Linked DNA regions of Homo sapiens: region 2 is linked to region 1. A link is an interaction called in ENCODE POLR2A ChIA-PET data of the cell type or tissue named here. Cell type or tissue: A673. All regions are shown on one strand.

Region 1 (5,000 bases):
GGTTCGATCAATCCCCGTGACTCAGCCTCCTGAGTAGCTGGGATTAGAGGTGTGCGCCACCATGCCTGGTTAATTTTTGTATCATTAGTAGAGATGGGGCTTCGCCATGTTGGCCAGGCTGGTCTCAAGCTCCTGACCTCAAGTGACCCTCCCATTTTGGCCACCCAAATTGCTGGGATTACAGGTGTGAGCCACCGCGCCTGGTCTGTTCTTGGCATTTTTTTATTGCTGTATGTTGTGTTTTCTTTGAACTGTACCAGCAGTGGGCCTCTGACCACCATTTGTACAAAACGACTTAGCACTGTCAAAGGTGATTAGAGATTGAAATTTGGATTTAAACTGGAACAATCTGAGATCCATTTGCAGGAATTTAGAATTAGGATTTAGGCCTGGTACAGTGGCTCACACCTGTAATACCAAGGTGAGCAGATGGCTTGAGTCCAGGAGTTAGAGAACAGCCTGGGCAACATAGCAAAACCCCATCTTTACACTAAAAAAAAAAAAAAAAAAAATTAGCTGGGCGTAGTGGTACACATCTGTAGTCCCAGCTACTCAGGAGGCTGAGGTGGGAGTATCATATGAGCCCAGGAGGTCGAGGCTGCAGTGAGCTGAGATTACACCACTGCACTTCAGCCTGGGTGACAGAGAGAGAACCTATCTCAAAGAAAAAGAAAGAATGGGGACTTAGTTCTCCCTTCCTTCCTTCCTTCCTTCCTTCCTTCCTTCCTCCTTCCTTCCTTCCTTCCTTCTTCCTTCCTTCCTTCCTTCCTTCCTTCCTTCCTTCCTTCCTTCCTTCCTTCCTTCCTTCTATTCAGGGTCTCGCTCTGTCACCCAGGCTGGAGTGCAGTGGCGCAGTCTCGGCTCACTGCAACCTCCCCCTCCCGGATTCAAGCAACCTTGTGCCTCAGCCTCCCGAGTAGCTGGGATTACAGGAGAGTGCCACCACACCTGGCTAATTTCTGTATTTTTAGTAGAGATAAGGTTTCACTATGTTGCCTAAACTGGTCTTGAACTCCTGGACTCAAGTGATCTGCCCACCTGGCCCTCTCAAAGTGCTGGGATTGCAGGCATGAGCCACAATGCCTAGCCTGGGGTACTTTCTTAAGTGGAGGATACATTGGTATATGTTGTCAGTAATTTTCTTCCATATTAACCGGGAAGCATAGCGATCTAGTTGAGAGACATAAAGGGGAGAGAGTTCTATAGCTTCCATGAAATATCCCTGTAACTTTATTTTGTTAATTGCCCTTTATCACTGCAGCTGGTTACAAGTAGATCTTTCTGCAACCAAAATAACCCAATTACAGTACCATTCATGATTTTACAGTTTAGACTATTAATATTAAAAACCACTTGAACTTTGTCTATTTCATATTATAATAGGGCCCCAATGGCAAAGCATCTATTATTTTGTACTTTAAGTGATTTTCTTTTTCCTAACTTCCCAAAGAAATGGCGCAAGTAAAAGAATTTATAAACAACATCTGTCTAGCTCATGTTATTGGTTATTTGTGTGAAAATTTGTCTTATTACTCACACAAGATTTTTTTTTCACCTTCTGGAAAGGAATAATCTACAATTTCCTGTAAGTAAAAAAGCCAGGGAATATTTTTTTATTCTGATCTAAGTTATTCCTTCACTTTTAATTATTACAACTACTATTACCCTATCCAGCCAGAAAAAAAGTCTGACCTCATATAAATAAAGCTTTAGAATAATATTGATTTAAAAAGTTTCAATAGTAATGGTAGGATAATTTAAATAAAAGGGACTGTCATACTCCCACATGAAATATAGATAAAAGAGTTAATAAGATAAACCTAAAAATAAGTTTGAAAAACTATAAGATTAATTGAATGGGTACAAGCAAAGACTAAGAAATCCAGCAATATTTCCCTCTATTTTCTTCTCCAGTAGTGTTTCAGATGATTCTGAATTCCACAGGAAGTGGTAAGATCTTTTCATGATCAGTTTTTCCTTTTGTTTCTGGGGAAGGATCATATCTGGCTTAGTGACGTCTATTGTAAGAGATTGTTTTTCAGAATATTTTAACTCATCTTTTGGGTAACTGATCTCAGGTCTGAAAATTGCAAAATGTTTCCAAATGCAGCTTGTTCCTTTGAGCATTCCTCTTTCATAATTCTAGTTATGAAACTAGTAACTCAGGCTATCTGTCCTGGTGCAGGGGATTTACCTTTTCATCTCAGGAAATTTTGAAGAATTTTATACGTGTATCAGAGTATCCAAAATTATTGTATTAGTCTTTTATGAAAAATTTAAGTTCTTATTTCTGCTTCTATCTCCTCTGGGATTTTCTTTATTGTGTCGTTTGTATTGCTTCTTGCACTTGGTGTGAATTTTTTTTTTTTTTTTTGAGAAGGGGTCGTACTCTGTCAACCAGGTTGGAGTGCAGTGGCATGATCTCAGCTCACCGCAACCTCTGCCTCCCAGGCTCAAGCTATCCTCCCACCTCAGCCTCGCGAATAGTTGGGACAGGTGTGGGCCTCCATGCCTAGTTAACTTTTGTATTTTTAGTAGAGATAGGATTTCACCATGTTGCCCAGGCTGGTCCCGAACTCCTGAGCCCAGGTGATCCACCCACCTGGGCCTCCCAAAGTGCTAAGATTACAGGCATGAGCCACCGAGCCCTGCCTTGCACTTGGTATGAATGCTTTATTATGGTAGCCAGTGGTGATTCTATCAGCTTATTTCACCCTCAGTTTTTATTCCTTGCAAAGACTGAAGAAATTAACACAATCTAGGGCAACTATTTAACTTTAGAAACATTTGATTTTTTTTGGAACTCAAGATAGAGTGGTGAGTCAGCAGGGAGTAATACACTTGGTTCGTGGGAAGAATAGCTTTGGGTGGGCTGAAATGCTAATGCCAGAGCCAGGTGTGGTGGCTCACACCTGTAATCTCAGCACTTTGAGAAGCTGCAGTGGGAGGATCGCTTGAGCTCAGGAGTTTGAGAAGAGTTTGCAACTTAGTGAGACCTTGTCTCTATAAAAAAATTCTAAAAAGTTAGCCGGGCATGTGGTGCATGCCTGTAGTCCCAGCTACTTGGGAGGCTGAGGCAGGAGGATTGCTTGTGCCTGAGAGGTCAAGGCTGCAGTGAGCCATCATTGTGCCAGTGCACTCCAGCCTGTCCAGCAGAGTGAGACCCTATCTCTTAAAAAAAAAAAAAATAATGTCAGAGATAAAAGGCGGAGAGGGAAGCAGGGTGGCTGGAGTGGTAAGGGAAGTGCATGCCTAAAGATGCACACTGGATTAGGGTGGTTCACCTGAGATGATGTGATTGTGGAAAAAATTGAGAGAGGCTCTGTATGTGGCCAAGATAGTTGGTATTTACCTACATCTGCTCTTTCCTGACACACATGTCCTAGCCTGTCCAGCATCTAGACAGAACCACGTGACTGAGTGCTGGCCAACGCACTTCTAGTGACGATGACCACATATTCCACAAAAGCTTCCATTCTCTCATTCTTTCTCCAACCACCTTGATAGAAATGAAGGATTCTGAGGGTCTAAAGGACGGTGACACCACAGAATGAAAGGAGAAGGGATTCCAAGTCATCGCTTTGAAAAGAGGGATACTGGACTTTGCATAAGCAAGAAATAACTTGATATTATGATAAGTCACTGAAAACTAGGTTTTGTTTATTATGGTAGCTAGTATCAATTATTTTGATTAATACAATATCTCTTTGATTCTGCTATTGTCTTTGACATTGTCACAGAAAGAGAATAAAAAAGGAATACAGAAGCAGAAAAATATTACTCAGGGAGAGTGTATTAGTGGACGGGGGAGGGAGCAGGAGAAAACAGATGGCGTTGGGCATGGAGGGCCTCATGAGATAGGAAACATTGTGTTGGTGAACTGACCTAATTTTAGAACTGAGCAGGATGCCTCTAAATGTACCTTGATTTGCATGAAAGTAGAGTGACATATTTTTGACAACTACAGTTAAAAGGATATACCACCTTCTAGTTTATGCAAGTGTAAATGAGGCACGATAAATTAAGTTTATTAAAAATATGAAATAGGAAAAATCAGATATCAAATATCAAGTTCATATGTACATACCGAGACTTTTTAAAAATGCTGAAGTACACTATATGTATTTCAGAATACCATGTGGAGGAATAGGAGAGGCCTTAGGCCCTGAGCTTGCTGAGTTGGGGAGTGCTGTGAGGCTGTGCACTGTATGTGGAGAATGTTTGGATTGTGTATGATTAACTAGGAAGCATGCAGGGCCTGGGAGCCCAGAGAAAGTGGCAGGAGAGGACTGGTTTTTCTCTTCGCTTTTAGTATTTAAATAAAGTGACTTAGAAGTCAATCTTCATTCAATGAAAAAAAAATTTCATTATCAGGTTTGGAACAGTTATTTGAAATTACAGAACGTGTGAATGGTAAGGCTCAAGTTTCCTTTGAAATTTAGCATAGTTTTTTTTTTTTTTTTCTGAAACATGGAACAAATCCAAAAGTCTGAAATAATACTGCAAATGCTCATTTTTCCATAAATGATTCCTCTGTGACCATCAAGTATATGTCATTATCTTTTAAATATGCTAACATTGTGGCACCCATTGATTAGAATAAAAGCACTCGTGTGTTCCTTTCACAAACTGTCAGTGACAGACAATTCCTTTGGCTTGGGGCTTCTCCTTTCTTTTTCCCCATGCCTATATTAGAGATTTGCTTGGACTGAGAAGTTAAATCTATTAGTTTATGAATAGAGGTCCCACAGGGTTTGGCACCCACAGCTCCAGTGGTTCTGAGGTTCATGGTACACTAATCGTTGTGGTCACCTAATGTCATCTATGAAGCAGATTTCACAGGGGTGTCATTTCTACCAGGAACGGGAAGCCTGTGGCCTTTAGCCTCTGAAAATCTTATCTGCTATAATTGCTACTCTAGAGATTGACTGAACAAAAAGAATAGATGTCTTAAACACCACTTGTGCTAAACCCAGGGCTTAAATAATTTCCAGCAAACT
Region 2 (5,000 bases), 240 kb after region 1:
TGCTGCCCTGATTCACAGAGCAACTTGGGGTCACTGGGCATCTGTAAAAAACAGAGTCACATACTACTGGAACTGCAAAATACCTTAAAGACTAGCAATTCCAACCCCATTATTTCATCAATGAAGACAATTAGCCAGAGGGAAAAAAGATTACTTAATGTACTAAATAAATACTTTTTGGTTAGCTTTTAGGTATCAAAAATTATCCAGGCATTGAGTATATAGAAATGAATAAAATGGACTTAAAGCTTGCCTTCATAGAATTCCCATGTTAGAAAGATAAACCAACAAATTAATATATAACTACAAATATAGTAAATACAATAAAGATAATTTAAAAAGGGGGTTGGTACTGGGTTGAATAGTGCCCCCCCTACACCTCAATTCATGTATACCTGGAACCTTAGAAGTTGACTTTATTTGGAAATAGAATCTTTGCAGACGTCATTAGATAAAATGAGGTCTTGCAGAAGTGAGGTGGGTTCTAAATCCAATGACTGATGTTCTTATAAGAAGGCCATGTGAAGAGACCCAGACACACACAGGGAAGAAGGCCATGTGACCACAAAGGAAGGGGTAGGAATGTTGCAGCTGCAAGCCAAGGCACACTAAGGATTGCTGGGAACCACCAGCAGCTAGAAGGAGGCCAGGAAGGATTCTTCCCTACTTTTTAGATGGAGGATGCTGCTGGAAACATCTTGAATTTGGACATGTAACCACCCAGTTTACGGTAATTTGTTACATTAGCCCAAGGAAACTGATAGAAGCTCCACTTTAGATGGGAAGGTCATGGAAGGCCTCTCTGAGGAAGTGACATTTTAGCTGTGATCTTAAGGACAAGAAGGTGAGGGTCAGGTAAAGGTGAAGAGAGAGATTATGCAGGTCAGGGAACACAGCTTGTGCCACAGCCCCAAGATAAGGAAGAATGTGCCAGGTTCAAGAAGGTGTGTGATCTGTCCAAGGTCATAAGGCCAGGAAGTAGCAAAATTGGGACTTGATTCCAAGTCTTCTGATTGTAAGATGAGTGGTTAAAGCTTTTCTCACTACATCCCATATCTCAGAAGAACCTTAAGAACTAACCAACCCACCCACCCACCCCTTACTGTTCAATTTTCTGAGCAATTACAAGTGAAGTTGTAGAGGCACCACCACTGGCTAGAGGCAGGTGGTGCAGATATTGTGGACAAAAAATACTTTTATGAGAGACAGGGAAAGGCCAGCTTTAAAGAACTACAATCTGTCCCCCTAGCCAAAGCACCCTAAAGAACACATGTGACAGCCAGTTTAGTCAGTCATCAAATCTTGCTGATTACTTATTTAAATGTCTTCCTAACTCTTCATTGCAGAAGGGGCAGAAAAGGCTTCCTGGAGTCTATGACTTGGGTCCACAGGTCTTTTCCATTCAAAATCACCAATAGGTAACCACTGTGATAACCTTCCTAAAGTATTCATCATTATCTCTGGCCTGACTAAAAAGCTCCAAGACTCCCTTTTCCTACATAGTTATGGGTGTAGTTTAAAATCTGCCTCAAAATGGGTTTTGTTTGATTTGCCTAGTGTTTTAAAAATCCAGGTACTTCACACAATCGTTCAGATAATCAATTTCTCTTGAAAAATAAGAAGTCCTTGCCATAAGGAATGATTAGGTGGAGGTAAATAATGGCTTCCTCTTAGGGCACATATTCACCTGTTACCACCCCTTTTGCCAGTCCCTAGAGCCTCGCTGAAGTAGCTTCTCTGGCCCCAGAAGGCATTTGGGTTTTTAATCCCTGATCTAGAAAAAGATTAACTTTACAATCTTTAACCTGACCCCACTGTATCTGTAAACTTAAGCTTCTCACTAGTCTCAAACTCAGAACCCACTATTAACCCTGAGAAACTCTCCAATCTTCCATAACTATTTCATACTATTCCCTCTCCTCTCTCCTTTCAGCCAATGGGACCCCTCTTCCAGGGAATAACTCAAGTTATAGCCTTTTCCAAATACACCTAGTCCACTGTTTTTCCAGAATTAACTCCTTATTGTGTCTGCCTCTTAAGAGTTTTCTTAATTGATTACTACCTGGCATTGTTAGTTTATTGTCCAGTACATAAGTTTCTTCAAAGATTATGGGATCATCATAAACTCACTTGCTATCATCTTAGCACTCTGAAGCTACAGTACAGATTAGCTTTCATAAAATATTTGGCCAATGTACGGTGTCAATGAGTCGACAACTAAGAAAAAGTGGCTAGTTAACAATGCAAATTATTCACTTTTGGTTTAGATAAGATAGGCTTCTTGTACAACCTCTTATTTCTGGACAATTCCTTACCCCATGGGTATCTACCAAAGAGTGAGGAGGAATAAAGAACATGGTTTTCTTGCAAATTGCTCCAATATAAGGCTTTGTGAGAAGAAAAATTGAAACCGATGTCTAAAATAAGATTATTAGATTATTCAGGTTTTTCATGACTACAATTACCACGGAAAATTTAAAATCAATTGTATCATCACATATTGACTTCCAAAGTCATTACAATATTATGAGTTAATTCTGGATAGCATCTACTAAATGAAACATCAACATACACGCCTAACTTAGCTGTGGGTTTTATTTCATATGCACCTGAACTCAACTGGTGAGAATCTACCCTAAAGTTGCTGAATCTTCAAATTCCTAAGGATGTCTGCATGGCAGAGTGTTTGTGTTAAACATTTCTCCCAGTTTTGTCTCCAGTCCCTGTATTTTTGGTTGGGGGATGGGGTTGGCAGTGACTCCTAGAGTGAAAACCATCCAGCAGGTTTTAAATAGTTTTGGATTGCTGCCTAGTAGTAGTAAACCCTGAAATTAATGAGACAGAACTGATTTGACAATGATGAGCTTGAAAGATACCAGAAGACCTATAATCACCTTCTTGCCCACTCAATTTAACTCATTCTTAAAAGTCATTCTCATTTTAAAAAATGGCTATTTGTATTTTAAATATTCACATGACTGATCATATAATGTTAATCAATTTGACTGCCTTTACTTAAGAAAGTCTTTTGTAACTTTAATTTTCACCAGGTGTTATAAAAGATATCCTGTCTCTATTTATTTAGAGCAAATGGAGTTTCTTTATGCACATTCTACAATATTGTAACTAGATATCGTTTTGAAGGAGTTTTATTTGCTTTGGATGGTGTTATCTGCTTAGACTTTTTTTTTTTTAAGTACTTTTCCTTGCCATGATCTTAGAAATTCTCTAAAAGCTGGTTTTGTTTTCATTTTTTTCTCAGGAAATGTCCAAAACTAAGGATGCTATTTTACCAGTATCCACATTCAGTTCTAAATGGGAGGGGGGAAAAAAGCAAATCTCAGGAGGGGAAATGCAAAAAGCACTGCTGTAGCACAAACAGCTACTTCTGTGTCTCCTTCACAGAAGAATAAGAAGTTTGTGAAAACATTAGGCCTATAACCACACAGTTAAATTACATCCTCTAAATGGCCTTTACAGTGAACCTGAGAAATGAGGCAGTGGCTGAATGTAATTCCCCTCTGAGTGTGAATGCTCCTCCTTCCTGTGCTGGTCCCACCTCTTTTCTCTGTGTCACTACTAACTAGTGCCGGTTCAAACTGGCTGGCTCCAGCCTTTGCAGCATCCTTTCTCTCCTTCTGTGGGCTTTTGTTTGAGTTATAACAGAGCAAGGCTTTTTGCTTCCATGCAGTTTGTGAAATTAATCCACAAACTGAAAAACATCACAGTATATCACTCAATAATTTATTATTGACCTGGTTACCTGAAAAAAATACCTGGTACAAAACACCACCCTATTTATACCCAGTGCATATATGTTTACAATTAAACAGAGCATTGTACTGAAACTCAGCCAACTCACCTGTATAAAGTCCCATTGCTGGCAATGGCCAAGTATGGAATAAGAAGCAGCAGCAACAAAATCATGGATGATTCATAAATTCACAGTAAATGCCAACCATACCTGGCCTTTTGACTTAGCTTGGATTCTTAGTGAACACTAGATAGTAACACAGATAATATATTTTCTCTTTGTGGAATAGTTTGAACACTGAGTGTGCTCTTGTATTTCACAAAATCAAAGCAACTCATATTTTGGTTACAAGACAGAATCAGATTTATATCCAAGTCCTCAAAAGACAGTCAGTGAGGGGAGGTAGATTCTTAGCCTGAAATAACTGCAGTTCTTTTACTGCTCTGCTAGTCTGCAATAAATGCTAGGAGCTGTTTACAGGAACAGTTCTTCAGAAGAAAACAAGTCGACAATGCATTTTGAAGGCCTAAGGAAAATAAGAAGACCAAGTTATATGCTTGAGAAAACACGTTATTTCTGAACTATGTGAAGATATGAGGCTAGGTAAGAATGACAGGAACTTCTTACATGGAGAACTCTAAAATGGCATCAGGTTTGAAGGACAACATATATATGTCTAATCTCTCTTAATCTCTCCAGGAAATCAGATTATTGTCTATTTTCCACATGAGGCCACAGAGAATAATGGTCTAACTTACAGGGCTTTTCTAAGGTTCACATAAGAGTAGGACAAGAAAGTGTTTAAAAACCTGGAAATCACTATTCAAGTATCAGGTATTATTATTTTAAAGTCAAGTAAAAAAAAGCAATTCTGCCACCTGTACAGCATCTAAATTTTCCCCTAAAAGGTTGTTTATGAATTCTAAATATTATTCCCAGATGAAGAGAGACTCTTTATCCTAAGTTATCATTTTTTCCCATTTGCTTTCATAGTACTTTATATCCTTGTCATTTAGAGCATTTTATTTACAGTAACATTAATCCACAAATATCTTCACAAAGCAGAAGAAATTCAAATTGCATGGAAAGTCAGCTGTGAGCCTAGAGTGGAATTCACATTTCCTGACCTTCAGTTTAGTGTTCCATCTGTTAGGCGCTGGTATTTGAATAATGAACTCAAATTAACCTAATCGTCATTGCTCAAAAATTCATTAATCACAGCAGCAGATCAGAACAAAATGTGTAA

What was found. Peaks named below come from ENCODE experiments on the same cell type or tissue, not always from the same donor. Only the 100,000 strongest peaks of a DNase experiment are listed, where the experiment ranks them.
Region 2: POLR2A ChIA-PET joins it to region 1 with 9 read pairs; 3 of 35 experiments call an interaction of 5 or more read pairs at or near these places.

The regions. Positions count from the first base shown.
Region 1 is chr5:91,175,697-91,180,696 of GRCh38, reverse strand. The region is part of intron 6 of LOC107986432 (a long non-coding RNA gene); the gene reads left to right. Among named protein-coding and RNA genes, the nearest start is that of LUCAT1, 140 kb to the left of the region's middle. In A673, no CTCF peak of the experiment used is centred here; DNase peaks (open chromatin) are centred at 626, 876 and 1,976; H3K27ac peaks cover 2,835 bases.
Region 2 is chr5:90,939,332-90,944,331 of GRCh38, reverse strand. The region is part of intron 83 of ADGRV1 (adhesion G protein-coupled receptor V1); the gene reads right to left. Among named protein-coding and RNA genes, the nearest start is that of LUCAT1, 370 kb to the left of the region's middle. In A673, no CTCF peak of the experiment used is centred here; DNase peaks (open chromatin) are centred at 2,771 and 3,571.